6 separate regions of the Homo sapiens genome follow, and regions 1, 2, 4, 5 and 6 are each linked to region 3. The links are chromatin loops, found by intact Hi-C in ENCODE. Cell type or tissue: heart left ventricle. All regions are shown on one strand. Each heading gives the region's core, and the rest is flanking DNA. Links, peaks and the distances in the headings are about the cores only.

What was found. Hi-C counts contacts between places; a loop is a spot of excess contacts. Peaks named below come from ENCODE experiments on the same cell type or tissue, not always from the same donor. Only the 100,000 strongest peaks of a DNase experiment are listed, where the experiment ranks them.
Region 1: it touches region 3 in a loop (5-fold over the local background); 57 of 110 quality-filtered maps call a loop at or near these places.
Region 2: it touches region 3 in a loop (5-fold over the local background); 34 of 110 quality-filtered maps call a loop at or near these places.
Region 4: it touches region 3 in a loop (4-fold over the local background); 27 of 110 quality-filtered maps call a loop at or near these places.
Region 5: it touches region 3 in a loop (5-fold over the local background); 54 of 110 quality-filtered maps call a loop at or near these places.
Region 6: a loop joins it to region 3, with 3 times the contacts of the local background. A loop is called at or near these places in 33 of 110 quality-filtered maps.

What each region holds. Positions count from the first base shown.
Region 1 is chr6:32,413,192-32,418,421 of GRCh38, reverse strand. No RefSeq gene overlaps it. Among named protein-coding and RNA genes, the nearest start is that of BTNL2, 8.6 kb to the right of the region's middle. RefSeq lists silencers at 3,576-3,724, 3,921-4,196. In heart left ventricle, for the core only: a CTCF peak has its summit at 2,801 (motif pointing left); a DNase peak (open chromatin) is centred at 2,851; H3K4me3 peaks cover 413 bases; H3K27me3 peaks cover 2,985 bases.
Region 2 is chr6:32,116,616-32,120,941 of GRCh38, reverse strand. ATF6B (activating transcription factor 6 beta) reads left to right here. Exons shown (of 18, transcript NM_004381.5): 8 at 40-171; 9 at 985-1,118; 10 at 1,801-1,986; 11 at 2,076-2,167; 12 at 2,904-3,083; 13 at 3,248-3,355; 14 at 3,538-3,619; 15 at 3,835-3,905; 16 at 4,127-4,238. Among named protein-coding and RNA genes, the nearest start is that of TNXB, 9.4 kb to the right of the region's middle. RefSeq lists a silencer at 1,756-2,050. In heart left ventricle, for the core only: CTCF peaks have their summits at 1,754 and 1,965 (motif pointing left); a DNase peak (open chromatin) is centred at 1,941; H3K27ac peaks cover 255 bases.
Region 3 is chr6:32,243,389-32,247,892 of GRCh38, reverse strand. No RefSeq gene overlaps it. Among named protein-coding and RNA genes, the nearest start is that of TSBP1-AS1, 9.5 kb to the left of the region's middle. In heart left ventricle, for the core only: a CTCF peak has its summit at 2,787 (motif pointing left); a DNase peak (open chromatin) is centred at 2,752; H3K4me3 peaks cover 426 bases; H3K27ac peaks cover 1,562 bases.
Region 4 is chr6:32,391,628-32,396,857 of GRCh38, reverse strand. It overlaps BTNL2 (butyrophilin like 2), which reads left to right. Exons shown (of 8, transcript NM_001304561.2): 5 at 472-819; 6 at 1,833-2,114; 7 at 2,801-2,895; 8 at 3,469-3,519. The coding sequence ends at 2,889. All of the region lies in intron 2 of TSBP1-AS1 (TSBP1 and BTNL2 antisense RNA 1), which reads right to left. HCG23 (HLA complex group 23) reads right to left here. Exons shown (of 3, transcript NR_044996.1): 2 at 5,118-5,230; 3 at 3,167-3,409. Among named protein-coding and RNA genes, the nearest start is that of HCG23, 3.7 kb to the right of the region's middle. In heart left ventricle, for the core only: a CTCF peak has its summit at 3,024; no DNase peak of the experiment used is centred there; H3K27ac peaks cover 1,195 bases.
Region 5 is chr6:32,794,639-32,799,868 of GRCh38, reverse strand. No RefSeq gene overlaps it. Among named protein-coding and RNA genes, the nearest start is that of HLA-DOB, 20 kb to the left of the region's middle. RefSeq lists a cis regulatory region at 5,118 and an enhancer at 5,046-5,190. In heart left ventricle, for the core only: a CTCF peak has its summit at 2,670 (motif pointing right); a DNase peak (open chromatin) is centred at 2,668; H3K4me3 peaks cover 621 bases; H3K27me3 peaks cover 2,751 bases.
Region 6 is chr6:32,698,264-32,703,493 of GRCh38, reverse strand. No RefSeq gene overlaps it. Among named protein-coding and RNA genes, the nearest start is that of HLA-DQB1, 34 kb to the right of the region's middle. In heart left ventricle, for the core only: a CTCF peak has its summit at 2,798 (motif pointing right); no DNase peak of the experiment used is centred there; H3K27me3 peaks cover 635 bases.

The sequences.
Region 1 (5,230 bases), core at 640-4,639, 170 kb before region 3:
TCAACCTTACTATGTTATGCTGACTTGTTTTCCAAAATGATCCTAACAATTTCTATTTCCTTCAGAAGTCTGTTGGTAGAAACATTGACCCACATCCTTGCTAGGTTTTGATATTTTTATTGTTTTTTCAGTGTGGCGTTTATTTACATTTCTCTGACTTATAATGAAGAGTTTGAAATTTTTTCACATATTCACATGTCATTTATACATGTTACTATAAAATGTTTCTTCTTGCCTTTACCATTTTTTTTCTCAGAAAAATATAGTCCTTTACTAATTGATTTGTAGGAGGCCTTTCTATGTTCTGGGTACTAATCCTTTTCATGGTTTAATATGTTGTAAGTATCTTTATCCAGTTTACCAAAAAAATTTCCTCTCTCTAGTGAGTGATTCCAATCAGCATATAAACATGCCACGGCATTTCCTTTTCCCTAAATCCAACTCTGCTAATGAATTTTTACTTCTAATCTGAAGGAAACTCTTAAAAATATTGGGCTGCACCTGTTATTTCCATTCCTCCCCATTCTTCTTCCACTCTTCACAGATCAGGCTACAGTCCACATCTTTAACTGAACTCCTTGTCACTGACATGTGTTAGCTCCATGTTGCCAAATCCAATGGTCATCTCTAGGATGTCATTTTATTCATCATATCAGAAGCATTTTATGTAGTTAACCACTACTGCATCATTGATGTATTTTCTTGACTTGTTACTAAACCTCACTGTCTTGAGATTCTCATCACACGAGAATAACAGCCAGATCTCAGCCTGCCTTGCCAAGTCTCCCATCTTCCCAACTTCTAAATGACTGAGGGCCCAGGACTCATCTCTTGCATTTGTTTCCTATGCATCTTCATTCCAGAATCTCCCATGGATTCCCACAACTAAGCACAATTCTTTGTTGAAGTTTCTCTAACTTACATTACTAGCCTTGACATGTTGCCCATAGCTTTGAAGCATGACTTGAAACCAAGCTTTGCATATTTCTTCTGTCCTTTTTCAAATAAGTTTTGGCTATTGTAGATCCTTTGTATTTTCATATAAATTTTAGAATTGTCTATTGCCACAAAGAAACCCAGTGGGAATATTGATCAAGATCGTGTTGAGAACTGTTATTTCAAAAATATCAATTCTTCCCAAATCAAAATATATTATATCTCTTTACACATTTAGAATTTTATCAGTTTCTCTCATCAGTATTTTATAGTTTCACATCACACATCTTTCGGTTCAGTTTATGTCTAAGTATTTTATGTTTTTATTGCTGTCATAATGAAGTGATTTTTAAATTTTATATATGATATTCTGCTGTGGTGTATAGAATTACAATTTGTTTTTGTATTTTACCATTGTTAAATTCACACATTCTAGGCATTTTCAATAGCTCTCTTAGGGTTTTATATATAAGCAATCAAGCTTTCCAGGCTGTAATGTTTACTGTTTGCCAAAAGGAGTCTGAAATTATGTGAAATCTGCTAGGCTTAAACTAATTTTTAAAATAATAAAAGTTGAAAGAAAAATCCAGGTCAATTTAAAAAATAAAGAATATTTTAAAAATAGTTTCCCATGCCCAATTTTATGTTAAAATACAACCAGACATAGTTAAATGTTTTATATATGGTCATGAAACTAAATTGTCCCCAATTATTTTCATATTCCAGTTCATATCAATTTCAATGGCTAGGCTATCCTTTGGGGTATAGTTTTCCTTTCATCCTGCTAACCCATTAATTATCCTTTTCTACGTGTCCACAAATGTCAGAGGTGTTTGAGCCGGAGCAACTCCATCTTGAATAGGGGCTGGGTACAATGAGGCTGAGAGCTACTGGGCTGCATTCCCAGGAGGTTAAGGCACTTTCAGTCACAGGATGAGATAGGAGGTCTGCACAGGATACAGGTCATGAAGACCTTGCTGATAAAACAGGTTGCAGTTAAGAAACGGGCCAAAACCCACCAAAACCAACATGGCCACAAGAGTGACCTCTGGTCATCCTCACTGCTCATTATATGCTAATTATAAAGTATTAGCATGCTAAAAGACACTCCCACCAGCGCCATGACAGTTTACAGATGCCATGGCAACATCCAAAATTACCCTATATGGTCTAAAAAGGAGAGAAGCCCTTAGTCCAGGAATTGCCCACCACCTTCCCGGAAAACTCATGAGTAATCCACCCCTTATTTAGCTTGTAATCAAGAAATGCTAAACCTACATGAAGTATGAACGATTCCTTACATTCCATTCCATGCACCACATCCTCCCTGAAGATTGTCTTGATTCCTTCATAGTTATTGAATTATTATAATATTAGTGCCTATGTTCTCTACTCTCAAAAGTGCAAATGACATTAATAACTGAACTTATAATATTTTCTGCTTTGCTACCTTAAGAATGAGTGCCTGGTATTGCGACGTGATTACAACGAATTTAAGACAATGAAGCAGTCCTCTCTCCCTATCTCCCTCATATCCTCTCTGGCTCTCTCTCTCTCTCTGTCCTTCTCTCCTCCTCTCTTTCCCCCGCATTCTCCCAGGGTGGTTCAGTGGCAGAATTCTGCTGGGACCTTTAAGAGAGAGAAGCATATTCAGCAGCAGCAGCAGTTTTCCTATTCCTGCCCCCATCCGCGGCTTTGAACTGAGTTTACCACGAAATACAAAAACACAATTTTAGAAAGAAAGATATTGGCAGTTAAGATTTGGGAAGTTTCTAAATGGGACTCTCAGTCCTTCCCGCCACTCTGAAATCGCGGTGCAGTAGTAAAATCTTGGAGGCGGTTCTTGAACAAACCTGTCATCTACTGGCCATGTGTGGAACTGCAACAGCCCGGTGGGGAATGCACTTCGCAGAGATGGAGATCCTCTCAGAGGCCCCAAGAGGACCAAGTAAAAGAACCCAGGATGAATGGCAGGCTGGATGGGTGCAAATGCAGGAGGCTTAGTATATCGGTATGATTTTCTTTGCCTTCTTTCTCCCAATATTTGGAAGGGTCCCCTATTTCCAGTGTGAGACATGCCCGGATATCTCTGTGAGTGCAGCTTCTTTGGGGTCCTGGGAGGAGTGTGATGGTATTAACACATTCTGTACACCCTCTCCCCGCAATTCCCCAAGGGGGCATCTGCATTAGTTTTGGAGTCAACTGAGGTGGGTTTCACCGAAGCTTACATCTCTTCCTGGGAACTTTAGTCTTATAGGCTCCCACCTGCAGTAGAATCAATTTTAGGTAATTTCATCATTTTCAAAAAATAATAGATGATCATTGTGATTGTCTTAAACTTCTGTAACTCTTTCATAAAAGTAAATTTAAAAGTAAAAATTTATTTTATTTTATTTTATTTATTTTTTGAGACAGAGTCTCACTCTGTTGCCCAGGCTGGAGTGCAATGGCGCAATTTCAGCTCACTGCAACCTCCGCCTCCCAGGTTCAAGTGATTCTCCTACCTTAGCCTCTGGAGTAGCTGGGATTACAGGCGTGCACCACCACGCCCAGCTAATTTTTGTATTTTTAGTAAAAACGGGGTTTCACCATGTTGCCCAGGCTGGTCTCAAACTCCTGACCTCAGGTGATTCACATGCCTCGGCCTCCCAAAGTGCTGAAATTACAGGTGTGAGCCACCACACCCAACCTAAATTTTTTAAAATTAAAAGTTTTAGAGGAACTGGTTTGTCAGACACTTTTTGTAAAGTATATGACAGCCATGTATGTAAAGAGCTCAACTTAGACTGTAGGTCAGCCAGAACTAAGAATACCTCAGTCCTCCATCCCTAAATGTTTGGGCATTTTCCTATTCAGAAGTTCTACTGCCTGCCCTTCCTCCTTTCTTCTCTTTTCTTTCTTTTCTTCTTTTTTCTTTTCTTTTCTTTCCCTCCCTCCTTCCTCCCCCCTCCCTCCCTTCCTCCCTTTCTTCCTTTCTTCTTTCCTTCTTTTTGCCAATCAAGAAAAATGGCCAGAGGTGCAGATTGAACCGTGGCCACGCTGTGAGGAAAGGCCTCCGTCCTGTGAGCACCACCCTCCCCTCACTGGCCTCGGGAATCCCAGGCCCCCCACTCACATCTGGGGGAGGAGTCGCAGGGCTTCTGCAGGTGCTCTCTCTCCTCCAGTCAGTCAGCAAACCGAGGGGACTGTGGAGGACAAGCCACTGTGCCTCCAGGAGATGAGAGCTGCTGATTTTTCTTTCCTTTCCCTGAGGAAACGATACCTGTATAAGTCTCACTGCTGGGAGACTCCACAAAGTAATCATCTTTCTGGTGAGTTGATCTAAGAGCTCTCAAAACATCTTTCAACCAGGTCCCCAAGAAACAGCTGATGGCGTCGCCTGAACTTCTCCATATTCATAGCAACACTTTCCTGACATTTCTTGGATTGACCTTGATTTCTTATCTTCATTTCTAATCTCCTCTATTTTTCTATCCACCTTCTTTCCAAGACCTTCCATTCCCAGTAATGACACCTAATAGCTATAAAGGGATTTTGTATCATGATTATATTCTTACTTTATCCTTACAACGATACTTTAATGTGAGCCACCCACATACTATCCCTGTGTAAAAACTAAGAAAATTGAGACCCCTGGAAAGAACAGACTTACCCAAAGTAAAGCTTGCCCAAATGTATAGCAAAGCTAGAATGAAAATCTCAGTCAGCCTAAACTCAGGGCTTCTTTTGTCGTCTAGTGGCTGAGGGAGTTATGAATGTGGGTCACAGGTGACCGCCGCATTTGAAGAAGAGTCTGTAAGTGAATCGACTTGCGGAACATCCTTGAAGCCGACAGTGAGCCCGTCTCTGCTGCCCTCTGGTGGCCAGGCAGATCCATGACTCCCCTCTCCTGTTCCTCCTGCCCTCGCCGGATGCTTGTTTTTCCCTCTCCTCAGTTCTAGCAGCTTATGCCTTGTTTTCCCGCTTCTCCTGGAGGTGGACTCTAGTCAGAATGCAGAGATTGTGACTCCTTTTTTTCTCTCCCACACACCAACATCTTCCTGCACAAAATGACCTCCCATAATATGTAGCATAATTTAGGACACAGTTCTCAGCACAGGCAGACCTCTGAGAAAGTGTATGCAGATGATTTGTGAGAACACACACACGCGAGTGTAAACGGAGCTTCTTTACGCGGTGAGTTGGCGCTGATGTGACTGACCATAAAAAATTCAAATAATTGCAGCATTTGGTACCATAGAGATGATACTACAGAATGCATGCAATGAGCGGCATCTTTTCACACATTCAGGTG
Region 2 (4,326 bases), core at 1-4,000, 130 kb after region 3:
TCCTGACATTTCTTGTTCTTTTCTCTCACCTTCCTTCAGGCAAAGCCCTGCCCACCCGGAAGCCGCCACTGCAGCCCAAACCTGTAGTGCTAACCACTGTCCCAATGCCATCCAGAGCTGTGCCTCCCAGCACCACAGTCCTTCTGCAGTCCCTCGTCCAGCCACCCCCAGGTACTGAAGAAGGAGAAAAGGGCCGGGCATGGTGGCTCACGCCGGTAATCCCAGCACTTTGGGAGGCTGAGGCGGGCGAATCACCTGAGGTCAGAAGTTTAAGACCAGCCTGGCCAACGTGGTGAAACCTTGTCTCTACTAAAAATACAAAAATTAGCGTGGAGTGGTGGCAGGCGCCTGTAATCCCAGCTCCTCGGGAGGCTGAGGCAGGAGAATCACTTGAACCCAGGAGGCGGAGGTTGCAGTGAGCCGAGATCATGCCACTGCACTCCAGCCTGGGCGACAAAGCGAGACTTTGTCTCAAAAAAAAAAAAAAGAAAAAAGAAAAACCAAAAAATAAAAATAAAAATTAATTAATTAATTAAAAAAAAAAGGCCAGGCACAGTGGCTCACGCCTGTAATCCCAGCACTTTGGCAGGCCAAGGCAGGCGGATCACAAGGTCAGGAGATCGAGACCATCCTGACTAACACAGTGAAACCCCGTCTCTACTAAAAATACAAAAAAATTAGCCAGGCGTGGTGGCGTGCGTCTGTAGTTCCAGCTGCTGGGGAGGCTGAGGCAGGAGAATGGCGTGAACCCGGGAGGCGGAGCTTGCAGTGAGCCGAGATCGCACCACTGCACTCCAGCCTGGTCGACAGAGCAAGACTGCATCTCAAAAAAGAAAAAAAGGAGAAAAGGAGGCGGGCTGCATTGACCCTGTCAGAGAGCTTGCAGCCATTGAGGCTGCCCAATCCTTGGGTGCTCTTGTGTGGGTGTGGACACAAGGACCCCACCCAGCGCACAGCCCTCTGACCTCTGCTCACTTGCCCCAGTGTCCCCAGTTGTCCTCATCCAGGGTGCTATTCGAGTCCAGCCTGAAGGGCCGGCTCCCTCTCTACCACGGCCTGAGAGGAAGAGCATCGTTCCCGCTCCTATGCCTGGAAACTCCTGCCCGCCTGAAGTGGATGTAAGTGTTGGGGAGGAGAGAAGTAGGGCGAGTGATGGGAAGGGAAGAGGGAAGTCTTGCCATAGAGAGAACTGTGGGATGAGGAGGGAGTCGATACCTAGGAGAAAAAAGTGAGGAAACGGACCCATTAGATCATTCTGAGGGTCAGAATGGACTCCTGTTTCTATATGAATATCAACTCCAGGTAGTTTTAGGGTCCTTTAGGTTTGCTGTCACTGCAGATGGAGAAATGGGGTTGGTCTCCATAAATTAAAGGCAAGGAAGTCGTACTGTACTATACGACTACGGTCATGGCCATAGTTGGGGAGGGAGGCTGCCTCCTAGGGGAAAATCAGGTAAACTGTATAAGCAGTATAACAAGGTTAAACTTTGAACCCTACAAATGTGGGCTGACAGGAAGAAAGAGTTACGAAGGAAAGAGTTTCCACCAGCATGGAGAAAGTTCTTCCCACACTCTAACCTTTCCCACCTCTGAGGAGCAGTAGCAGGGAATGTTTGAAAGAAGGGCCCCTTCCCTAGCGTGTTTGAGTAGAGAGGAAAAACCTCTCTGGCTATGTAGGTGGGTCAGGAAGGCAGGGGAATGGCCATGTGAGCTTTGGGTAAATCATTCCTTGGGGTTTGAGAGCATAGTCTCCTTCTGCCAACTCATCTGTCATTCTTTTTTGACCTTCCGGGTGCCTAGGCAAAGCTGCTGAAGCGGCAGCAGCGAATGATCAAGAACCGGGAGTCAGCCTGCCAGTCCCGGAGAAAGAAGAAAGAGTATCTGCAGGGACTGGAGGCTCGGCTGCAAGCAGTACTGGCTGACAACCAGCAGCTCCGCCGAGAGAATGCTGCCCTCCGGCGGCGGCTGGAGGCCCTGCTGGCTGAAGTAAGACCAGTCTGTCCCTGGGAGACCAACAGGAATACAGCCTCCTTGGAATGATTCCCCTTTTTCTTGTCTCCTTCTTTGTACCTTAGAACAGCGAGCTCAAGTTAGGGTCTGGAAACAGGAAGGTGGTCTGCATCATGGTCTTCCTTCTCTTCATTGCCTTCAACTTTGGACCTGTCAGGTGAGACCTTCCTTGCTTCACTAGAACCTTCCAGGTGGAGCCCACGTTACAGCCTCCTAGCTGCCTGCTTTGGCCCAGGCCATTTCCTTCTGCTTATATACAAATGGTTCTGGTGTCCTTGGCACCGATGATGTGTCTGGCCAGCCCCTTCCTGCTCCATTATTTGTCTTTTTTTCTTGGAGATGGAGCCTTGTTCTGTTGCCCAGGCTGGAGTGCAGTGGCACGATCTCGGCTCACTGCAACCTCTGCTTCCTGGGTTCAAGTGATTCTCCTGCCTCAACCTCCCAAGTAGCTGGGACTACAGGCGCACGCCACCATGCCCGGCTAATTTTTTGTATTTTTTAGTAGAGACAGGGTTTCACTGTTGTTGCCCAGGCTGGTCTCGAACTCCTGAGCTCAGGCAGTCTGCCCACCTCAGCCTCCCAAAGTGCTAGGATTACAGGCTTGAGCCACCTCGCCCGGCCTCCTGCTCCATTATTTTTCCAGTGGAGAGTAGATGATGGTGATAATGCTGGTAGAAATAGTGACTATTAAGTGCTTACTGAGTTCTAGGCTCTAGGTGATGCACTGTCTTTTTTGTATGTAGGGACCATCCTTATTCCCATCTTACAGAGGCAGACTCAGGCTTGTATAACAGATTGCAACTCAAGCAGTCCATCTGCAGAGTCTTTATTCTTACCTAGATACTTGATACAGCTGAAATTCTTCATTGTGCTCAGTCCTTCTTTATCCACAGCATCAGTGAGCCTCCTTCAGCTCCCATCTCTCCTCGGATGAACAAGGGGGAGCCTCAACCCCGGAGACACTTGCTGGGGTTCTCAGAGCAAGAGCCAGTTCAGGGAGTTGAACCTCTCCAGGGGTCCTCCCAGGGCCCTAAGGAGCCCCAGCCCAGCCCCACAGACCAGCCCAGTTTCAGGTGAGGAGAGAGAGAGAGGGCCCCCTCTCGTTTGAGGGTATGAGTTGGTCTTCTCCCCGCTTTCAGTGAGGGGGACCCAAAGCTTTCTCTTGCCGTCATCGCCTTCTTTGTTGTGGGAGTGCTGGGCAGTCTCCAAGTGTTGTCTCCTTCCTGCTTCACTCCAGCAACCTGACAGCCTTCCCTGGGGGCGCCAAGGAGCTACTACTAAGAGACCTAGACCAGCTCTTCCTCTCCTCTGATTGCCGGCACTTCAACCGCACTGAGTCCCTGAGGTGTGGGATTCATTGCTGGGGCATCCAGCTCCCCCGGCCTCCCAAGGCCTTCTGCAGTCAGCCTGGCTGGCCTGTGTACTAAAGCGCCAGTGCTCCCTGCCCTCTCCTCACTCCTGTGGGTGGGCAAGGAGGGTGGGAATCTTGGCCTGGCATGGAGGTCCTGAGCTCCTCCATTTCCCCAGGCTTGCTGACGAGTTGAGTGGCTGGGTCCAGCGCCACCAGAGAGGCCGGAGGAAGATCCCTCAGAGGGCCCAGGAGAGACAGGTAGGGCGGGTGGCTGGTTCAAGGAAGGCCACTTGAAGACAAGGGCTAAAGGCCTTGTCTGGGGATTTCTAGTGGGCATCTCGCTGTGGAAGTTTGAGGGATCGTTTGAAGGAAGTGGAGGGTTGAGTGGGAGGTGGCATCAGCTTCCAGGGGCTGTTTGTCTCTTTCCCTTTTCCCTTCACCCTCTCCAAGTCCTTAGATACTTCTCCTTCCAGAAGTCTCAGCCACGGAAGAAGTCACCTCCAGTTAAGGCAGTCCCCATCCAACCCCCTGGACCCCCAGAAAGGTGAGTGTGGGGTGGGGTGCTTACTTATTAAGTGAAATTCCACTTTCAAGAGCTGTACCCCCAGTAGCTGTCCTGTGCCTGTCATTACTGTCACCAGTGGGATTATACCTCCCTCCTCCACTGGGGGTCTCCTGTCTTTTTCTCTCATCCTACCCGCTTCCCTGGTAGAAACTGAGCATTGGGCTTAGTTCCCCTCAAATCCTGTTTCCCCACCTGCCTAGGGATTCTGTGGGCCAGCTGCAACTATATCGCCACCCAGACCGTTCGCAGCCAGCATTCTTGGATGCAATTGACCGACGGGAAGACACATTTTATGTTGTCTCTTTCCGAAGGGTGAGTTTCTCCTGCCCTTCCATCTCTGTCACCCCAGGTTCCCAGCAGTCTGTCTTCAGTGGGGGGATGTAGAGTAGGGCTGGGGAGC
Region 3 (4,504 bases), core at 505-4,504:
TTCTCCATGACAGAACGACACAAAAAGGCAAAGACAAAGGAAGATGGCAAAAAAGGTGATTTCTGAGAAGGGGCCAAACAATACAAATATTTATAGTTCAAAGTAGCAAAAGTACACAAGATTCACTACAACCTAAGACTAGTCACACAAATCTTCTTCCCTATTAATCAAAACTTTGCAGAGGAGACAAACAGTGATTTTTATTGTTCACTCAACTCATTTGCACAGAGAGAGAAAGGCCAGAGGCTAGCTGGTAAGAAATTAGCTTTTTACCAGCTTGTCAGGTTTATGGCTTCCCTTTCTCAGCTGCTTCCAGAAGAGCAGAGTGGCTTTTGATGACCCTGCTTGCTGCACCGTAGCTGTGGGGGCCAAGCCACGTTACAAAAGAAAAACATTCCTTTTCTTTTCATGGAACCACAGGCAAAAGGCCCCAGTTTTGCAAGAGGCAGCCCAACAGGTTGTGTGGGGGAACTAAATTAACATTTCCCATTCCAACAGGAGTTATACACACATGTCAAAACACAGACACTAGTCACTCTGCTCAGTGCCCAAGTATCAACCTGGCAAGGCTCAAACTTGCCCCCATTGGCCCCTATCTGAGTCTCCCCCCCAATATAAGTTTCATGGTGGTAGGGCATATTAAGAAAGCCTGGCAGGCCAGGCGCGGTGGCTCCCGCCTGTAATCCTAGCACTTTGGGAGGCCAAGGCAGGCAGATCACCTGAGGTCAGGAGTTCGAGACCAGCCTGGCCAACATGGTGAAACCCTGTCTCTACTAAAAATACAAAATTAGCCAGGTGTGGTGGTGTGCACCTGTAATCCCAGCTACTCAGGAGGCTGAGGTAGGAAAATCGTTTGAACCTGGGAGGCAGAGGTTTCAGTGAGCCGAGATCACGCCACTGCACTCCAGCCTGAGTGACAGAGTGAGACTCCATCTCAAAAAAAAGTACCAGAACTAGAATGAAGCTGTTTTCTCTGCTATGTCTTGCAGTATTCCTTCCAGTGCAATTTACTGTCAAAGTCTAACGTTGTGCCCAATGGCAAAGAAGAAATGTTTATAGGGTCCAGCTCCAGAACCACAAGGCAGGACAAAGATGGAGTGGATTTGGAACAAAGATGCAATAAAATAATATTGAGCACCAGTCACACCTTTGGCTGCACAGTTTTCATATTACACATATTTGAACTTTTTTTTTTTTTTGAGACAGAGTCTTGCCCTGTCACTCAGGCCAGAGTGCAGTGGCACAATCTCAGCTCACTGCAACCTCTGCCTCCTGGGTTCAAGCGATTCTCCTGCCTCAGCCTCCCAAGTAGCTGGGATTACAGGCACCCACCATCACACCCAGCTAATTTTTGTATTTTTAGTAGAAATGGGGTTTTGCTATGTTGGCCAGGCTGGTCTGGAACTCCCGACCTCAGGTGATCTGCCTGCCTTGGCCTCCCAAGGTGCTGGGATTACAGGCATGAGCCACCGTGCCCGGCCTGAACTTTTATACAACAATGAAATAATTCTCTATTTTCACCAATCAAGACAAAGCCACCTTATAAGTGAAGAAGTTCTCACTCTGTCCCCAAAATAAAGAGAGCCCTAGTCATTATATAGCTCAATACACAGCTGTATTATTTACTCTTCAAATTCAGTCACAGTATCCTTGACCATATATACTCTTACCAAAAGGACTATATTACGACATAACTTCCAACAATTTGTATATAAAATCATAAGTGTCAGGAGAAGAAACAGTTGCCGAGAGCAGCATGTGTACTGCCCAGGTAGGTGACCCAGTCAGTGGTGGGGACGAATTTACTGACCCTCTCAATCCCGTGTAGGTCAGGCCCATCCATGGTTAAGGCTGAAACACACAAGTCCTAGTGGGAGGAATCTGAAAACCAAGTTAGGTGAAAAGGCCTAGGGGTCTCCAACCTTGGCCTCCGTCCCTGATAGAATCAGAGGAGAGAGGCCTGGGGTGCTGGAGGCAGAAGAGGCCCTGCCCTGTCCAACCCTGAGAGGCAGATTCTCAGTCCCCAGGATGTCGGACACTTTTTTCTCTCTTGTCACTGAGTCTCCTCTCCACAGGCAGAACTGTGGGCTGAACCCTGAGGCCAGCGCCTCTGCTCTCTAATGACCACCACCAAATACTCAGGCCCACTGTTCACTAGGTGGCATCTTACTCTGAGCATTACATATTTATTTCCGTGAATGTTTTAGCTTAATACCATGAGATGGTCCTTACTGTCCTCACTTTACAGCTGAGAGACAGAGCCTCGATGATCTGAGGAAACCTGCCCAGGGTCACAGGTCGTGTGGCCAAACCCTAACAGGGGCCAGGTCTACATCAAAGCTCAGTTGAGCTCTAAACAGGGGGCCACCAGATTAGGGGCACCAGCCCTAGGGGTCCTCCAGGGATCTGGAGAGACAGGAAAGAAGGCAGAGAACATATTAGAACTATTATAAAATCTTCAATCTTATGCCCTTTTAATGTGATTTGCGTTTGTTCTTTCAACCTGCATTATGTTTGCATATGTTTGTTAGCTGCATGTTCAAAATATATTACTGAATGGAGTGTGTGATCAAAAGAGTTTGGAGATCCTTGCTCCAAATCTCTGCTCCAGAAATCTTCTCTAAAGCAGCGGGTCTCAGAAAAGGAAGCAGAACCAAGAAGCAGCAGCGGCCTGGGAGGCGCCCGGACAGAAGGTGCTCCGTGGGCGGGGGGGAGTAACTCGTGGGCCCGGGAAAAGGCCCCCAACCTGGTCTCACCAGATTTTCCTCAGCCTCTGCTGCCCCCTTGTGGCCACCACGTGGCAGACAGAAAGAGCAGTTCCCAGCAGGAAGACACCGAGGGAGGGGTACGGAGGATGCAGAAAACAATCTTAGAACCGTGGAAGGGAGCGAAGGAAACCAGACACTAAAGACCTCAAGCTGTAGCAATCCAAACATGCGAAGTTGAAGAATAGCAAAACGAGGCGGGCGCAGTGGCTCATGCCTGTAATCCTAGCACTTTGGGAGGCTGAAGCGGGCGGATCACTTGAGGTCAAGAGTTTGAGACCAGCCTGGCCAACATGGTGAAACCCCGTCCCTACTAAAAATACAAAAATTAGCCGGAAATCGCTTGAACCCGGAAGGCGGAGGTTGCAGTGAGCCAAGATCATGCCACTACACTCCAGCCTGGGCAACAGAGTAAGACTCTGTCTTAAAAAAAAAAAAAAAAGAAAAAAGAAAAGAAATGTCTTTTCTCACAGTTCTAGAGGCCAGAAAACCTGAGATCAAGGCACTACTGCCTGGTGAGGGCTGTTCTCTGCTTCCAATGTGGCATCTGTTGCTTCATCCTCTGGAGGGGAGGAACACTGTGTCCTCACGTGGCAGGGAGTGGAAGGGCAAAAGGGATGAACTCTTTCCATCAAGTCCTTTTATAATGACATTAATCCATTCATGCAGGCCCTGCCAAAAGGCCCTCCCAAAAGGCCCCACCTTCCAACAGTTGCATGGGAATTAAATTTCCAACACATGAATTTTGGGAGACACATTCACAGCGTAGTCCAGCCTAAGCAATACGCTGTGCCAGGATTGCGGGGAGGGAGGGAATAGCTGCAGAAGCAGGGAATAAAGAATTTGGACTGAGACATGTTTCAGTTGACATCCTGGTGGGGAGTGGAGGAGGTGGCTGATGTGAAGAATGTGAAGAAAACAGTGATTCCACTGAAAACACATCCGACAGTCCTCTATCCTTACCAGGTGCTCCGTATAGTTTGGCGAGAGAGGCAGAAAGGTCTGAGTTCCAAGGAGAGGTCAGGGCTGGAGACATTCCATTGTGTGGCCACAGCTTCTTCCCAGAGCTTGCAGGAGACATGTTCACACCACCTCCCACCACCCCCACGATGCTATTTGTTCTGTATGTCTCTCCCACCTAGACTGGGAGCCTTGGAGGGCAGGGCATTGGGGGCCAGAGAGCCTTCCAGGCAGACTCTCCTAATGCCCGAAGCAAGGCTAGGCTCAGAAGCCCCGTGAGGAAGGCAGGTGAGGAACAGGCAGCCCTTGACCCATGACTGTGCCAGGTTGGGGACCTGGGACCCAGGGAAGCCTTCTCCCGCCTCACCATCAGCACAGGCCAGGATTGGAGAGTTTACCTCCTTTGGTGTTTACCAAACACACAGGGAAGACCAGTTGTGAGTAGACCAAGGCAGCCCAGCTGGGTGATCAGCAAGTCTCACCACCTCAGGCTACCCTCTTCACACACCGCAGCCTGTCCCCTGCCTACACTGCGCATCTTGAGTGCTCTGACCCCTTCACTACCCCTTCCTCCACCCCCCTGGACAGCAGCCCTGAGACAGGTCCTGAACCCCTAGCCAAGTACCCGCTGCCCACCCCCAGTGCCCCACCCACCCTTACTAGCTCTCACCCACCCTCCCATCCTAAACCTCAGCCCTCCCACCCCCCCATGCCCACCTGAGCCCCTGCTTTCAGCTGCCTAAGAACTTCCCCCTGATGTGAAGAAAACAGCGATTCCC
Region 4 (5,230 bases), core at 607-4,606, 150 kb before region 3:
CAGGCACCCACCATCATGCCCGACTAATTTTTGTATTTCTGTAGAGACGGGGTTTCACCATGTTGGCCAGGCTGGTCTTGAACTCCTGACCTCTGGTGATCCACCCGCTTCGGCCTCCCAAAGTGCTGGGATTATAGACTTGAGCCACCACACCCAGCCTATCTGGGAGTTTTAATTGCAAAATTATTTTATTATTGGTCTGTAAACTGAAAAAAATACAGGTAGAAGCAGGTAGGGATTCAATTACTGTTTTACTCAGACTGACACACATCATGGAATGATTCCTCCTTAAAGAAGAGCAACCTCTATTCTGAGTCCATGAAACCCCCACCTCACCTAAGGATGACCCTGAGCCTCACAGCAACCCTGGGATGCTCATGGTTTCTAAACTCCAATGGAGCTGTTCTTAGAGATGACATTATTGGTTCCATTTTGATTCTTTCATTGTGTTTTGTCCACTCTATTTAACAGCTTCTTTAAAAGTGAATGGACCTTCCCAGCCCATCCTCGTCAGAGTGGGAGAAGATATACAGCTAACCTGTTACCTGTCCCCCAAGGCGAATGCACAGAGCATGGAGGTGAGGTGGGACCGATCCCACCGTTACCCTGCTGTGCATGTGTATATGGATGGGGACCATGTGGCTGGAGAGCAGATGGCAGAGTACAGAGGGAGGACTGTACTGGTGAGTGACGCCATTGACGAGGGCAGACTGACCCTGCAGATACTCAGTGCCAGACCTTCGGACGACGGGCAGTACCGCTGCCTTTTTGAAAAAGATGATGTCTACCAGGAGGCCAGTTTGGATCTGAAGGTGGTAAGTAAGAATTCTAGATAGATATTTTGTATTCAATACCTGCTCCTGCCACTTTAATATGCTAGTTCCTGGACAATTTCTCTGACATTTGAAATTTTCTTAATGCTTATTCATCATCAAATTTATATCAAATCCTCCAGTGTGTGAAACTGTCATAGTTACTTAAAATCCACAAACTCAAATGGATGAAATTTAATTATTTGGGCATATAACTTGTATCTTTTCCAGTATCTTCAAAAATTGACCATATCTTTAAGGAAATCTGAGTATCTTACTACATATTTTACAAAAGGCTCATTGTTTCACAGTGTGTTATTAGAATTCTGAGAAATGCAATAAAATTCTAGAAACTGTAATCATCTGAAGACTAAACTGGATCCACTGTGTAAACCAAAATTATAAATATTGACAGTTTTGGCAGGGACAGGGGAGAAAAGATGAAATCACTCCCTGCAGCATCATTTCCCACTGTCCGTGTGTGTGAGAATTGAAACGTCCAAGGTTAGCAGATGCCATTGAGTACATATAGGCCCAAGTCTTGGATATGCTACGTGTTTCTCCCACGGATTTTGATTCTAAATTAATAAACACGTTTAGCCATGGGAGCGCATGTTGAGAAGTTTCATGAGCCTCGTATTTTCTGCCATTGGACGTAGATATTTATAAGGTTTCGATTTTTGAGAATATCCTCCTACTCCGTATGTTAATCCTGTCCATGTGACCCATGCCCTGGCCGAAGTTATTTTGTTCTCAGGGACAGAATAAATGTTGGATTTGAACATTTACCTTACCTCTTAATCATCCCAGAATGATTTAGGAATACAAAGAATAAAAATAAGCAAACAAACAAAATAAGAAAATGCTCCAGCCAGCCTCATCCCTAAGTGGAGTGCAATCCCCCTTAAGCTTTTCTCCCTTCCCCAAGCCCTCCACATCCCCTTCTTTCCTCCCAGTGAAATTGCTGCCCACTCATCCACTTGAAAGGACCCCAGGCTTTGGTTGCTTTCTCTGCCCCAGGTCTGGGTTCTTCCCCACTGATCACTGTGGAGGGGCAAGAAGATGGAGAAATGCAGCCGATGTGCTCTTCAGATGGGTGGTTCCCACAGCCCCACGTGCCATGGAGGGACATGGAAGGAAAGACGATACCATCATCTTCCCAGGCCCTGACTCAAGGCAGCCACGGGCTGTTCCACGTGCAGACATTGCTAAGGGTCACAAACATCTCCGCTGTGGACGTCACTTGTTCCATCAGCATCCCCTTTTTGGGCGAGGAGAAAATCGCAACTTTTTCTCTCTCAGGTTGGTGATTCCTTATGTTCCTTCAGGTTTGGAAAATAAATATGAAGACCAACTCAGACTTACTCATTGTATTGCTCTTCTTCCTTTGTGATTTTTATTTGCTGATCTCTGACGAGGTCTCCTGCTATCCTCTGCAAAGCTGGTTTTCAGGACACCCAGGGATTCTACTCCTCTGAGTTTCTCTCTGACACCCTCAACTAGCGCCCTGCAATTATTTTTATCATTGGATACACACTAAATTCTCGTAATTGACCCTGTTTTCACTCTCTCTCTTTAAATTCTCTTCTTCTGATGTGAAAACAATTAAATTACAGAACTTTGTGTTTTCCCCCTCATGGAGGATTTTCTTCTGGATTAGAAACTGATTTTTATTAATACCATCTTCATGGTTGCGGCTTGAGTAATTTTATCCTTTCCTCCTCAAGTCATTCCAGTGATTGTGTGATATAGTTGGAAGAGAGAAGGGAAAACTTGTCTGTGCATGTGTACATTTCTGAGACGAGCAAACATGAAATACTTGCATTCTCTCCTCTGCATCTCCAGAGCAGGGAGGAGCAGGCCAACTGCTTCCTGGGAGGCCAAATTCTCTCCCTTCTCTCCAGCCTAGAAGCTGCTCAGATGAAAAGTACAATCTTAATATTGTCCCAGTTTCACAGTTTCAAGGGATTCTTGGGTTTCCATTTTAGAGTCCAGGATGACGTTTTTGTGGAAAACACTGCTTGTTTGGGGATTGCTTCTTGCTGTGGCTGTAGGCCTGCCCAGGAAGAGGAGCTGAAAAGAGGTAAGTCAGGGAAACAGAAACAGCGGAGCACACTGCAGTGGGAACCGTACTGCGTACTTCCCCGAGCCTCCCTTTTCACAAGTCACCTATGGGAGGCAGTCAGTGAATATCCAGTAACTAAGGAAACATGAGAAACAGGAAAGCCCAGGGCTTATCATGCAATCCAGGCTCAGTGATGCATGAGGTCAGTGTTTCCACTTGTAATAGAAGCAAAATGATTAAAAGATAATGATTTGATTTCCTGCTGCCCATTCCCCAGTGATCTGGTTAGGGAAGAAGAAGAAAAAAGTGAGTAGTACAGCCATCCTTGTTTTCAAGGCTGAGAGCTGAGGTTCACTGAGATTTGTTGGCGTGAACAATTTCCTATGATCTTTAAAAATGTGGTGACCTACTTGTTGGTGATTTCTGTGTTGCTGGTGACTTCTCATGTGTTAGGGAGGCTGTTTTGTGTGCTCTAGAAAGTGCTTCCACTTTAAATTTCTTATGTCCGTGAAACACTTGTCTTCCTGTTTGGCTGTTAATAGAATGAAATTATATTGATTAATTATCAGAATGGATTCTCTTTCTTTACAGTGAATGTGACATTGGCTTCAAACACAGCTCACCTGAGACTGATTTCTTCTGAACAGAACAAGCGTGTGATCCATGGACATTCAGGCAGCCAGATATCCCACAGAGATCTGACTATCTGCTCTATGGGCCAGAGGGAACTCCTGTCAGGGAGCTGGTACTGAGAGGTGGAGACTGGGAACAGGGCGCGATGGGTCCCGGAGGTTGCCAAGCACATGTTGCAAAGAAAGAGTCATCTCTGTGTCACCTGACAGTGAGTTTTAGGCAATGGATTGCAAAAGAAATGAGTTCTGGGCCATCCCCTCTCTTCCAAGCCCCATCCCCTTGAAGGTGGCCCCTGAACAAGTCAGAATCCCCCTGACCGTGCCTCTGAATACCTCTCCTCTTATAACATGATTGGCAAGTGCCCTATCTACACCTTCCCCAAAACTTCCTTCTCTGGGACTCTGCACCCCGCTTCATTCTTTGGTTCCCTAATGTAGGTTCTCTGGACATTTTTTCTGTACCCACAAGAACATCTCCAACGTATCAGGAAAATAACAATCTGGGATTCTGGAAACCAGAATGATATTCTGAGTCCTGATCATTTCTCATTTCTCTAACTGCTTGAAGGGGGCTGCCATGATCATTGAAGTACTAACTCAAGGTGTTTTAATTCTACTCAGGAAAATCTGCTGGAGACTGATCTTTTCAGAGACCTATCCTGTTCCAGGTTCTCTGAGATCCGGCCTATCAATCACAATCTGACATCTGATAATCAAGGACCCTTAGAAAATCCCATGGGAAATACAATTTAGCCTACAGGAAGAAATGAAAGGAATAATCAAGGATTTGGTCAGTTTCTTTTTTTTTTTTTTTTTCTTTTCTTTTTTTTTTTTTTTTTTTTTTTCTGAGACAAAGTCTCACTCTGTCACCCAGGCTGGAGTGCAGTGGCATGATCTCAGCTGACTGCAACCTCTGCCTCCCGGGTTCAAGCAATTCTCTTGCCTCAGTCTCATGAGTAGCTGGGATTACAGGCATGTGCCACCATGCCCAGCCTATTTTTGTATTTTTAGTAGAGATGGGGTTTCACTTTGTTGGCCAGGCTGGTCTCAAACTTCTGGCCTCAAATGATCCACTCGCCTCGGCCTCCCAAAGTGCTGGAATTACAGGCATGAGCCACCACACCTGGCCTGATCAGTTTATTTAAGATGGTGACAATTAATTGTCCACATAGGTGGAACTGAGAAAATAAAAAATATATATATACAGTTAAAAAAAAGTGAAAGAAAATACAGCTGCATAAGGGGGAGAAAAATCTGATCACTAAAATATAATCTTGAAAATCTTATGAAGTGTTGTAAAATCCCTCCTCCAGACTTTTTGAGAAAGTTGATACAGGAAATTGAGTCAGGAAAAAAATTTTACACTTTCCGATCCAAGCGAAAAATTATGTATCATCTATACGAACATGTCAATTTTATTGTTAGAGCAAAATAAAGTGCACAATTTAAAATTAATAATTATAAAATAAACAAATATAAGCAGTACATGTAACACAGTAAAAATATTTTAAAGTTATAATGAGTTCAAGAAGATAAACTATATGTGGAAGACAGAAGAATGTCAACAAGACTTTTGGAAAGAATGTTATGAAGTGAGAAGACGAGGACCTGCTAGTGACGCTCTGCTGCTCTCCAGGATGGCAGACGTCAGAGGCATCGCGGTCCCATGCGGATCACTCATGAACAGCACTCTGAACTTGCTCTTCTGGGCCATCATTTTT
Region 5 (5,230 bases), core at 702-4,701, 550 kb before region 3:
AGCTATGATAAGAACTCAAATCCATATGGTCCCCAAGCCTGAGGTTTGAGCTATATTGCTTCGTGATTACAGGATATATTAGTTTCCTATTGGTGCTGTAACAAATTACCACAATTTAGTGTTTTAAAACAACAAAAATTTATTGTTGGACAGTTCTGGAAATTATAAGCCTAAAATGGGTCCTGTTAAATTAAATTAAATTTGGCTTAAAGCGGCCTCTGTACTTTGAATTCCTACGTAGTATACTGAAATCTAACTTAATGTGTAAGAAAATTGTACCCTAACTTAAGAGCATATTCTTGTAATAAATAGCTGAGTCTCAGGCAAACACAGCAGCCAAGCTTCAGGCAATCACAGGTTGCCAACTGATCAGACCATGATCAAATAAGGCAAATACTGAGCTGTAAACAAGCTGCTTCTGTATACCACTTCCTTTTTCTCTCTATAAATATTGCCTGCCCCTATTGCTCAGTGGAGCTCTCTGTACCTCTTCTGGTCCTGGATGCTGCCCAATTCATGAATTGTGCTTTGCTCAAATAAATCAAAATAAATTTCATTTGTTCAAAGTTTTTCTTTTAACACTTGTACAGGGCTAATCAAGGTGTTAGCTTGTCTGTGTTCCCCTTCTGAAGGCTTTAGCGGATAATCTGTTTTTTGCCTCTTCCAGCTTGCAGCGACCAGCTGCATTCCTCGGCTTGTAGCCCCCTTCCAGCAATCACTTTCCTCTGATTTTTGCTTCTAATATCACATCTCCTTCTATTCTCTTGCCTCTTTCTTTCACTTAGAAGGACCCATGTAATTATATCAGGACCACTTGGCTAATCCAGAATAATCTCCCCATCTCAAGATCCTTAATCTAATCACTAATGCAAAGTCCCTTTTGCCATGTAAGGTAACAGATTCACAGGTTTCATAGATTCAGATCTTTCAGGGGTGGCAGTTGGGGGCATTATTCCATCTACCACACAGAGTAAAGTTTCATCTGGATGACCCACAGGCCCTACAAATACAAAATGTCTAATATGGAATGTTCTCTTAAACTGTCCTTTCTTGATGACTGGAATTACTAACCACTTGGTCTCCCAAGCATCTTCTGCTCTCGCCTTCTCCTCTCTCCCATATACAATGGATGACGACACATCATGTTGCATCTGCTCCCTCACATGTCTCTGACCCTCTCTCTAGATCCCTGATCCTACTTTAATTCGAGCCCCATCATGTCTGGTCTGTGTTACTCTAACAGTTACCCACGCTGCTTTCTCTGCTTTCAATTTTATGCTCCTCTAACCCACTCTTCCCATCAGAGTAGTCTTTCTAAAACGTGAAGCTGCCCATGACCCTTCCCTTACTATCAGTCTGCATACTGGTCCTACTGACTGCAGATCAAAGACCCAAGTCCTTAGCCTGGTGTGTGAGGCATCCATCCCTAGCCCTCTGCTTCATCTGTCACCCACCCATTTTACCAATTCCGAAAGACTTTCACTTCCCTCGAAGCCTGTCCAAGTGTCCAAGCCGCTCATGCTTTGTTAGACTTGGAAGCCATTCTCCATATACCCTCGATCAGCTTGAATGTCATTTCCACTAGAAAATTTTCCTAATTGTTTGTGACTTCAATGTCCTAATTTTACACACATTTCTGCTGTGCCCCTTTGTTTGCTAATATGTCTCCTGGGTGGTAAGCAGGACTCCGTGTCTTATTAATATTTTCCGTCTCCAGAATTCAGCCACTGTCTGCCACACAAGTGCATAATGAGTTACTATACTAATATTATGCAGCCATGTCCCCTGTACAGCAGTTCCCTGGATCTCATGGCTTCTTTTTTGATTTGCCTTGTTTGTTACCAACTTCCATCAGTAAGACAATCTATCCAATCCTTGTCCCCTTTGCCACATCACATCCTCAGGGCAATAACAAAGTTGTTAAGTTTATGCACCTTCTCCACTTGGAGCAAGGCCTCACCATGTCAGGCCTCCGCCTGATTCTCCTCCCTGCCTGGGATGGCAGATTTTGCTCTAGTGGGTCTCCAGGCCGTGAGGTCTCCTGTCTTTTATGTTCTGATCCGGGTGGTGAGCTGCAGCTCACTACAAGTCCTTACTTGTCTCTGCTGGCCTTTAGAGACTTTGTACTCAATTTGGAGGAACTACTCTTGATGGATTGTAAGTGAGAGGATTTCCTGGTCTCCCTCTGGAGTCCGCCAGAAAACCACATTCTCTGCTTTTCAGCGTTGACTGCTCATGCTTACGTAATTTCTAAGAGTAAGAGCCTATGGACTGTCCTGGCAGCAAAGAATTCGCTCAGGATTTTGCCTGAAGCTGCACTTCCGGGGTCTCGCTTCATCAGAAGACTTCTTCATTTTCATCATCGGCCCAGCGATGCATGGGTACCTCTTAGGGTTTAGCCCCAGAATGTACTGGGGGAGGGGAGGGTAAAGTAGGTGGGGAAGGAGTCAGAGTCGTAGGTCACCTGTGGCTGGAGTTTTGCATCCCTAATAAACGGGAAATGAACTGAAGGAAGACTGGGTTTTCACGTCAACACGAAGGACACCATTACGATGCTAGACTAATCATCAAATAAAATTCCAGATGGAAAAAATTCAGAAACTTAATTTGGAATTTGAGCCCCGCTCTATTATGCAACGTTCCCAGCCATTGCTCCGCGGATGTAATGTGGACTTCCACCGCCAGATGGCGATCGAGACCGTAATTTAAGTTGGTTTTCTCAACTTCCTCTGGACTGAGTCCCCGTGAAAATCCCAAGTTTAACGAGGGGCTTTCCTCGCGTAACCTTCGCTTCTGCTTCCTCTCTCACATCACCTCAACCTGCGAGACTCTGAAAGGGATAATGAGGGTTGGGGGGAATATGGAAATTCAGGGAAGGGAGAGGGGGGTGGTGTGAAGCTTTCCAGACCAGCCACACAGAAATAGCGTACCAATAGTGGTTTAGAGCACAGACCCCCAGCCAGAATGAGTAATTTAAACAGCCCTACGATGTAATCGTTGTGTGCATATGCATCTCTATGCCTCTCTCTCTCTCTGTCTTTCTTTCATCTGAGACAGGGTCTCACTCCCTCTGTCCCACAGGCTGGAGTGCAGTGGTGCAATAATGGCTCGCTGCAGTCTTGACCTCCTGGGCTCCAGTGGTCTTCCCACCTCAGCCTCTGAAACCACAGGGTCTTGAACTTCTGGGCTCAAGTGATCTTCCTGCCTCGGCCTCCTAAAGTGCTGGGGTTACAGGTGTCGGCCACCATGCCTGTCTGCTATTTAAGTGCATAGAAGAATGCCTGGCACTCAGTTAGTGTTAAATATTTATAAAATAAATTAAAATTTTATAACACTACACACATGTTGTTGAGTATGTCATAAATAGAGACATATTTAATGAGATGTCAACATATATCACGTTAATGAATTAAGTAAGTTTGAGAATATTAGAGAAGAATGATAATAGATTAACGGAGGAGGCTGGGCGCAGTGGCCCACACGTGTATTCCAGCACTTTGGGAAGCCGAGGCAGGCAGATCACATGAGGTCAGGAGTTCGAGACCAGCCTGGCCAACATGGTGAAACTCCTTCTCTACTAAAAATACAAAAAAAAAATTAGCCGGGTGTGGTGGTGTGCGACTGTAATCCCTGCTAATGGGGAGGCGGAGGTTGCAGTGAGAGGAGATCGCACCACTGCACTGCAGCCTGGGCGACAAAGCAAGACTCCATCTCAAAACAAACAAACAAACAAACAAACAAACAAAAAACAGACGAAATAGGGTTTGAGTATGTAGTCTGCTCTCAACATGAGATAGTAAAGTCTTTGCTTCCCTTATATTCTGTTAATTAACTCATTTGATGCACATCGATGTATAAAGCCTTTAACTTCTATTTATTCTTTTCCTTGAAAAGCATGCGGAATGCCTTCTCAGGACTCTCCCATTTTTTATTTGTGAACACCCACTGGCATTCCCGGATACGAAGCTTGCAAGAAGGTGTGAACCGCCCTATACTCGTGAGCCCCTGGGGCTCTGTACTCTTTCCAGCCCACATTTGACCTCAGTCAATTTTTAAATGATTCCAGCTAAATTCTTCTTACCAGTGCCCAGCTGTACCTGCCTTAGGTAAGCAAGCACTCAGGCAACAACTTTCCTAGATTTCAAGCTAGTTGGAAGCTCAATCCCAGCTCTGTGATGGGTTGAAAAAAATTGCGACCTTGCAATTTGTGTGATTTCTTTCATGTTGCAAGGAAGCATCATTGTTTCCAGTTCTCTGCATCCCCAAGCAGAAACCAGAACTCTATATAAACGTTTTTAAATGGAGACATTGAGAAAAAGTACCCGAGAAACCAATGAGATACAGGAAGAATGCTTCCAGCACTAACATGAATGGGGCTTGGCCATACAGATAGAAGGGTTGGAAACTCTTACGCCTTGATTTAAACTCTCTATGCATATTCTGAGCACGCTGGGGAATGTACTACTACTAGGCTTGATTTGGATTCATGGCTACTACCTCCCACAAAATGATAGGTCTTCTGTTTTAGTACGTGAGATAATTCCTCAATCGATCTTATTGCTGCTATTTCTGTTAAGCATAAACAATGATTTGGGTCACAAATTTCAATGGGGTTTAAATTCCTTTGTGCATCCCAACAGGTAATCCTCTTACTCTGGGCTATGAACTTGCTACTGCCAAGATGGATGCCATGAAAAAAAGAGATCTCATCAAAATGGTCACAGAGAGATGGAGGGCCTCTGTGTAGATGGCAGGGTGGTGGTGGCCGTGTAACTAGCTGCCCGGTGAGGAGCAGCCCTTGGGGAGAGCCCAGGTAGGACCAGGAGAAGCAGAAATAGAGAAAAGTGAAAGATCGAGGTGGAAAGAACATGAGGGACAAGAGCTCTGCATGGCCACATCACCAGCAGTCTTGTTATTACAATGAGGATGAAGGGACTGAAAAGAGGGGAAGAGATGGAATTCATCAAACAACAGTGCTCATTCATACAAGGTAAGTATACATGTGGCCTTTTCTCTCTCTATCTGAAGATGTGGCTTACTGTAACAGGAACTATCATGGGCATTGGACGGCTGTCTCATGGTGATCCCATCCTCCTCTACATCCTAAACTTTTTTTTGAATGCATTTCTGTATTTTGACTTCCTCTCTCCCCAAAGTTCTTGTTAACTTCTGAGTATGACTTAGCTTCCTTATTCTTTGAAATATTTGAAACCCCTAACTTCCTCTCCTC
Region 6 (5,230 bases), core at 535-4,534, 460 kb before region 3:
GACGGAGGTTGGAGTTTGGTGCCGAAAGAATTAGTTGCTATTGAGGAGAAAAATCCCCAAAAAACATGAAAACTCAAAGAGGGGCCCCTATTCTGCATGCAAATTTCTTTCAAATGCAGAATTTTGGGCTCTCCTCTGTGGTATTCTTATTTAGGATTTTCCACTCAAGTTCTACAAATAGTGCGCCACTGCACTCCAGTTTGGGCAACAGAGCAAGACTCTGCCTCAAATAAAATAAAATAAAAATTGTTTTAAAGTTCCACAAATCTTAAAGACCTAAGTTCTGACATCTTTCTACTCAGTTACCATTAGGAGGGAGAAAAATATACTAAGAAAGGCAAGTAAAGAGGAATAAGAGAAAAAGAACAGATGGACCAAAAACAAAAAGCAGCAAGGGGGTAGACTTAAATCCAGTACTTCAGTAATTACATTAAATGCATATTTCTAAACTGGATAAATAAGCAAGACTTTTGACCATACACTGTCCATAAGAAATGCATTTTAAGTATGAAGACACAGGTTAAAAATATAAGGATGAAAAAATATACACTGGGCAAGAAAGCTGGAGTGGCTACATTAATATCAGACAAAGAAAACTTTACAAATAAGGAATATTACTGGAGATAAATTTTTCATAATGAAAAAGAGTCAATACATCAAAAAGACATATAATCCTAAGTGTGTATGTACCAAATGCTATATACAGCTTATTTTCAAATTCACGTAGAAAATACATAAAAATATACCACATATATTGACATCAAAACATTTCAACGAATCTAAAAAGCAGTGAGAACATTGGACAACGTTGCCAAAAACAATCATTTAAAGACTCTGGAAATTGACCAAAGGATACGAACATTGAGAAGCATTTAGTTAAGAGAATCTAAACTGAATCCTAATAAAAACAGCAAAATCAGTATTATTTTGGCCAGAGTATGCTTTCACCAACTTCCTTCACCTCAACTTATGGTGCAGAATTTCTACCTGTGTGGGAGGACAGGCCATGGGATTAGACAGCTCTTCTTAACCTGCCAGAGGGAGCTCACACACATTTTTTGGAAAAGAGCTCACGCACATGCATGCACACACACACACACACACACACACACACCCTCAAAATAACGTCTTGGCATTTTGTAGAAAACAGCATAGACCTCAGGGCAAATAATTATGGAAGGCTAACATCTCAACTAGCTTGAAGTCATGATGGCAGGCCAGTCAGGAATTTTACCAGGGAGATCCAGAGAATGAGATAGTCAAAAATAGCCTTGCTAAAATCTCATTTATCCCCAGTGGTGTGGAAAGCTGTCTGCATCAGCTTGGTTAAGCCTGCTCAGGAGAGACCTGGCTGAATATAAGGACATGTGAAGGCAGAAAGTAAAAATTGGGACATACCTGTAAAGTCCCGGAACTTTGAAAGCATTTCCCACATCCCACTCAGTTCAATGGCAAAGTGTGGAAGCCTTACTGACTCAATTGTTTAAGCAGAATCTTTCATCAATCATAGGCTGACATTAAGCTATGATGACCAGGGGTGATTGTAGGAAATCAGGCTTAATAATGAAAACAAAAATTATTAAACAAACTTAGCAGAGACACCATAGGCTGCATACTAGGGGGAAACAGACTTGGAAGAACTAGCCCAAGCAAGTCACTAACACAAACAACAAACAGCAAGAGCACTTACTCCTAGGGATTGTGGAATCAGAATTTATGTAAAATATCAATATTAAACAAAAATTACAAGACATGCAAAGAAACTGGAAAATTTTACCAACACATAATACATAGGAAAAAAAGAAGCCAACAGAACTTGTCTCTGAGGAGACAGGTTAAAATGATTTCATTTTAAATTGCTCTCATTCTTGAGCATAATGAAGAAACACTCTTTAAGGCAGGTGAGAAATAACTAAGCAGTTATCAATTAGAGTGTTCAAGTAGTGGTTCTGAGTCTTAAAAAAAATAGGAGGGTGGGAAAGAAAGTACAAAAGAAATCAGATTCCTGTTTTAACTACCTTGGAACACATAAAATTGTGAAAATATGTTGAGAAAGTTCTATCTATACAGCCATCTCCAACTGCTGTATAATAGGTGTGCCGGAAAAATAGAAAAAATATAGGATACAATAAAAAATCGAAGATTTTTTTTTTCTGAAGGAAAGGAAGACTTTAGTCTCTGGCTAGATAAGATTCATGCAATTTAAAGGAATCAAGTGGAATCATGAAAATATACAAATAGTTCTGTAGCTGGAGGGATGAAAATTTTTACTACACAATCAGAAAATAAAATGGTAATAAAAATGATCTATTGGCTTCCAAGAAGGAAATAAACAGTTTACACATAAAAGGACGAGAACCAGACTGGAATCAAATTTCTTATCTGAAATATCAGAAGCCAGAAAACAATGAGAGGGAAAAAAGGCTGCCAACTTAACACATGGGGAAGCAGTGTGTTGGCAGGAAAGGCAGTGTAAGAGAGGAGGTTTGTACAGGGAGATGGAAGAGACAATGGAGAGAAGACAATCTGAGCAGAAGCTGTGAGGAGTAGATAGATAGTAGGGAATGGGAATGCTAACGATGGCGTTATTTTAAAACTAACCTTGTGCGGCATGTTTTAAAATTATCATTCCCACACCCTCATTGCATTGTAAAAATTTTGGATTAATATTTTGTTTATCTTTTGGTGTAGAACTGTGCTAAAGGACACGGATTCTATACTACTGGAAGAAGTTCAAGGTTCTTGTTTTAGGAGGACATGGACAGCTGTAGGGATGTTAACTGGGTCATGTTCACCAGTAGGTGGGGACATTGCACTTTAGAAATTCAAGGTAGCTGCCGCTTTCCCTTTTTTCCTTGCCCCTTGGCAGGTCTGGATTTGAGGGGTCAGGATTCCTTGAGGGTGGTAACACAGCCACTCTTATTTCCCGTACTCTTCCTTCCATGTGCTCAGAATATGATGCAATCTGAGATGCAGTTTTGGATGTTTGAGAAGCAAAGAAGCATGGCTGGAGCAGGAGTTAAAGTCTGCTTTTGTTTGAGAACTGAGGAGCTCAGTCTTTTACATGCTCTCACAGGTAAGAGATTGGTACTATAAAATTACATGCTTAAAACAAACTTCACTGCTGTCATTCTAGTGCAAGCCACTATCCTTTTTCACATTGAACATTCCGCCACCATCTGCAGCATTCTTGATATTTCAGTAAGAATGATATTTACTTTACAATTACTATTTTAAATTTATTGGGATATCAGTATATAGTTTGAAGATTAAACAATAGAGATGTATTTTAATGAAAACAAGAGCCCTTCATGCCATTCCTTTACTCCACTGTCATTATCCCCAGTTCAATGACTTTAACAGTAATATGCGTATGTTTTTGTATGTGGGGGTATTAATTTAGACATCCATTGACTTCCTGTTATGAAACCAGATAATTTAAACCACCAAAAATTAGGTCTCTGACATCTTTCTTGTGATTTTATTATCTTACTATGTTTAGTTCCTCTGTAGGTAATCCCTGCATTTTTTATTTATTTATTTATTTATTTATTTATTTATTTATTTATTTATTTATTTATTTTTGAGACAGAGTCTCGCTCTGTCCCCCAGGCTGGAGTGCAGTGGCGCGACTGGCTCACTGCAAGCTCCGCCTCCCGGGTTCACGCCATTCTCCTGCCTCAGCCTCCTGAGTAGCTGGGACTACAGGCGCCCGCCACCATGCCCGGCTAATTTTTTTTTTTGTATTTTCAGTAGAGATGGGGTTTCACCGTGTTAGCCAGGATGGTCTCGATCTCCTGACCTCGTGATCCGCCCGCCTTGGCCTCCCAAAGTGCTGGGATTACAGGCGTGAGCCACCGCGCCCGGCCAATCCCTGTATTTTTAAACACAGTACTCTATTATTCTGTCAGTTATATTCAAGATCTCTTGAGTTTTCTCCTTGTAGATGAAGCTACTGCTAACCCTATTCTTTCCTGCTCTACTTTTTTCTTTATTTCATATCCCAACTTCTGGCATTTATAATTTATCTTTAATATTTTCAAACCCGATAGTATTTATGGTTTGTTTGTAACCAGGTATTTTTTAAACACGTATGTGCTCATTATTGAGAATATATTTCCTTTGTTGGGCATCTTTTAATTTTTATGAAGATTCTATTTGCAATTTCTTTTCCCTCATATATGTAGTCTACTTTTTAATCATATCCTCAGATGTTTTGAATATCTCAACAATACTGTAAAATTTATGGGATCATACTTATCATGTTTATCCACTTCCTGGTGCCCTTAGTTCTCTAGTTTCAATCTAAAAGAAATGATTTCCAGGACTGCTGAGCAGATGTCATCTTGGGATTCTCTTCATTGTTTTCTTTGGTAGAAGATAATGTTTCAGGTATCTGATATCTTCCTCTTACTTGCTTTGACTACCTAATTTTGCTACGACACACCGTCTGTTAATATCCAAAAAAGGATATTCTGGAAGCAAATTTTTCTAATCTTTGCATGTCTGAGAATAATTTTTATTCTAGATTCGTGCCTGAATGAAATTTTATGGGTTTATAAGTATGGGTCTAGTCAGGAGAGAGAGGAAATCACACAGTAATGTAAAATGAGAAAGATCAATATAAAGAAATACGAATCTTAACAAGAGATCTGAGTAATAAGAGATTGGCTAGAAAGAAGTAAAGAGAACTCTAAATAATATAGCAGTGGCAGATATAATAGTGCATAATATAATATAATACGAAATGGCTACTTCCCTAGTGTATTAGTCAGGGTTATCTAGAGGGATAGAACTAATATGATAGATGTATGTATAAAGGGGAGTTTATTAAAGCGTGTTGACTCACATGATCACAAGGTGAAGTCCCACAGTAGACCGTCTGCAATCTGAGGAGCAAGGAAGCCAGTCCGAGTCCCAAAACCTCAAAAGTAGGGAAGCTGACAGTGCAGCCTTCAGTCTGTGGTTGAAGGTCTCAGAGCCCCTGGCAAGGGAGAAAAATGAAGGGTGGAAGACCGCTAGTCTAGTCCTTCTACGGTCCTCTGCCTGCTTTTATCCTAGTGGTGCTGGCAGCTGATTAGATGGTGCCCACCCAGATTGAGGGTGGGTCTTGCCTCTCCCAGTCCACTGACTCAAATGTTAATCTCCTTTGGCAACACCCTCACAGACACACCCAGGAACAATACTTTGCATCTTTCAATTCAATCAAGTTGACACTCGATATTAACCC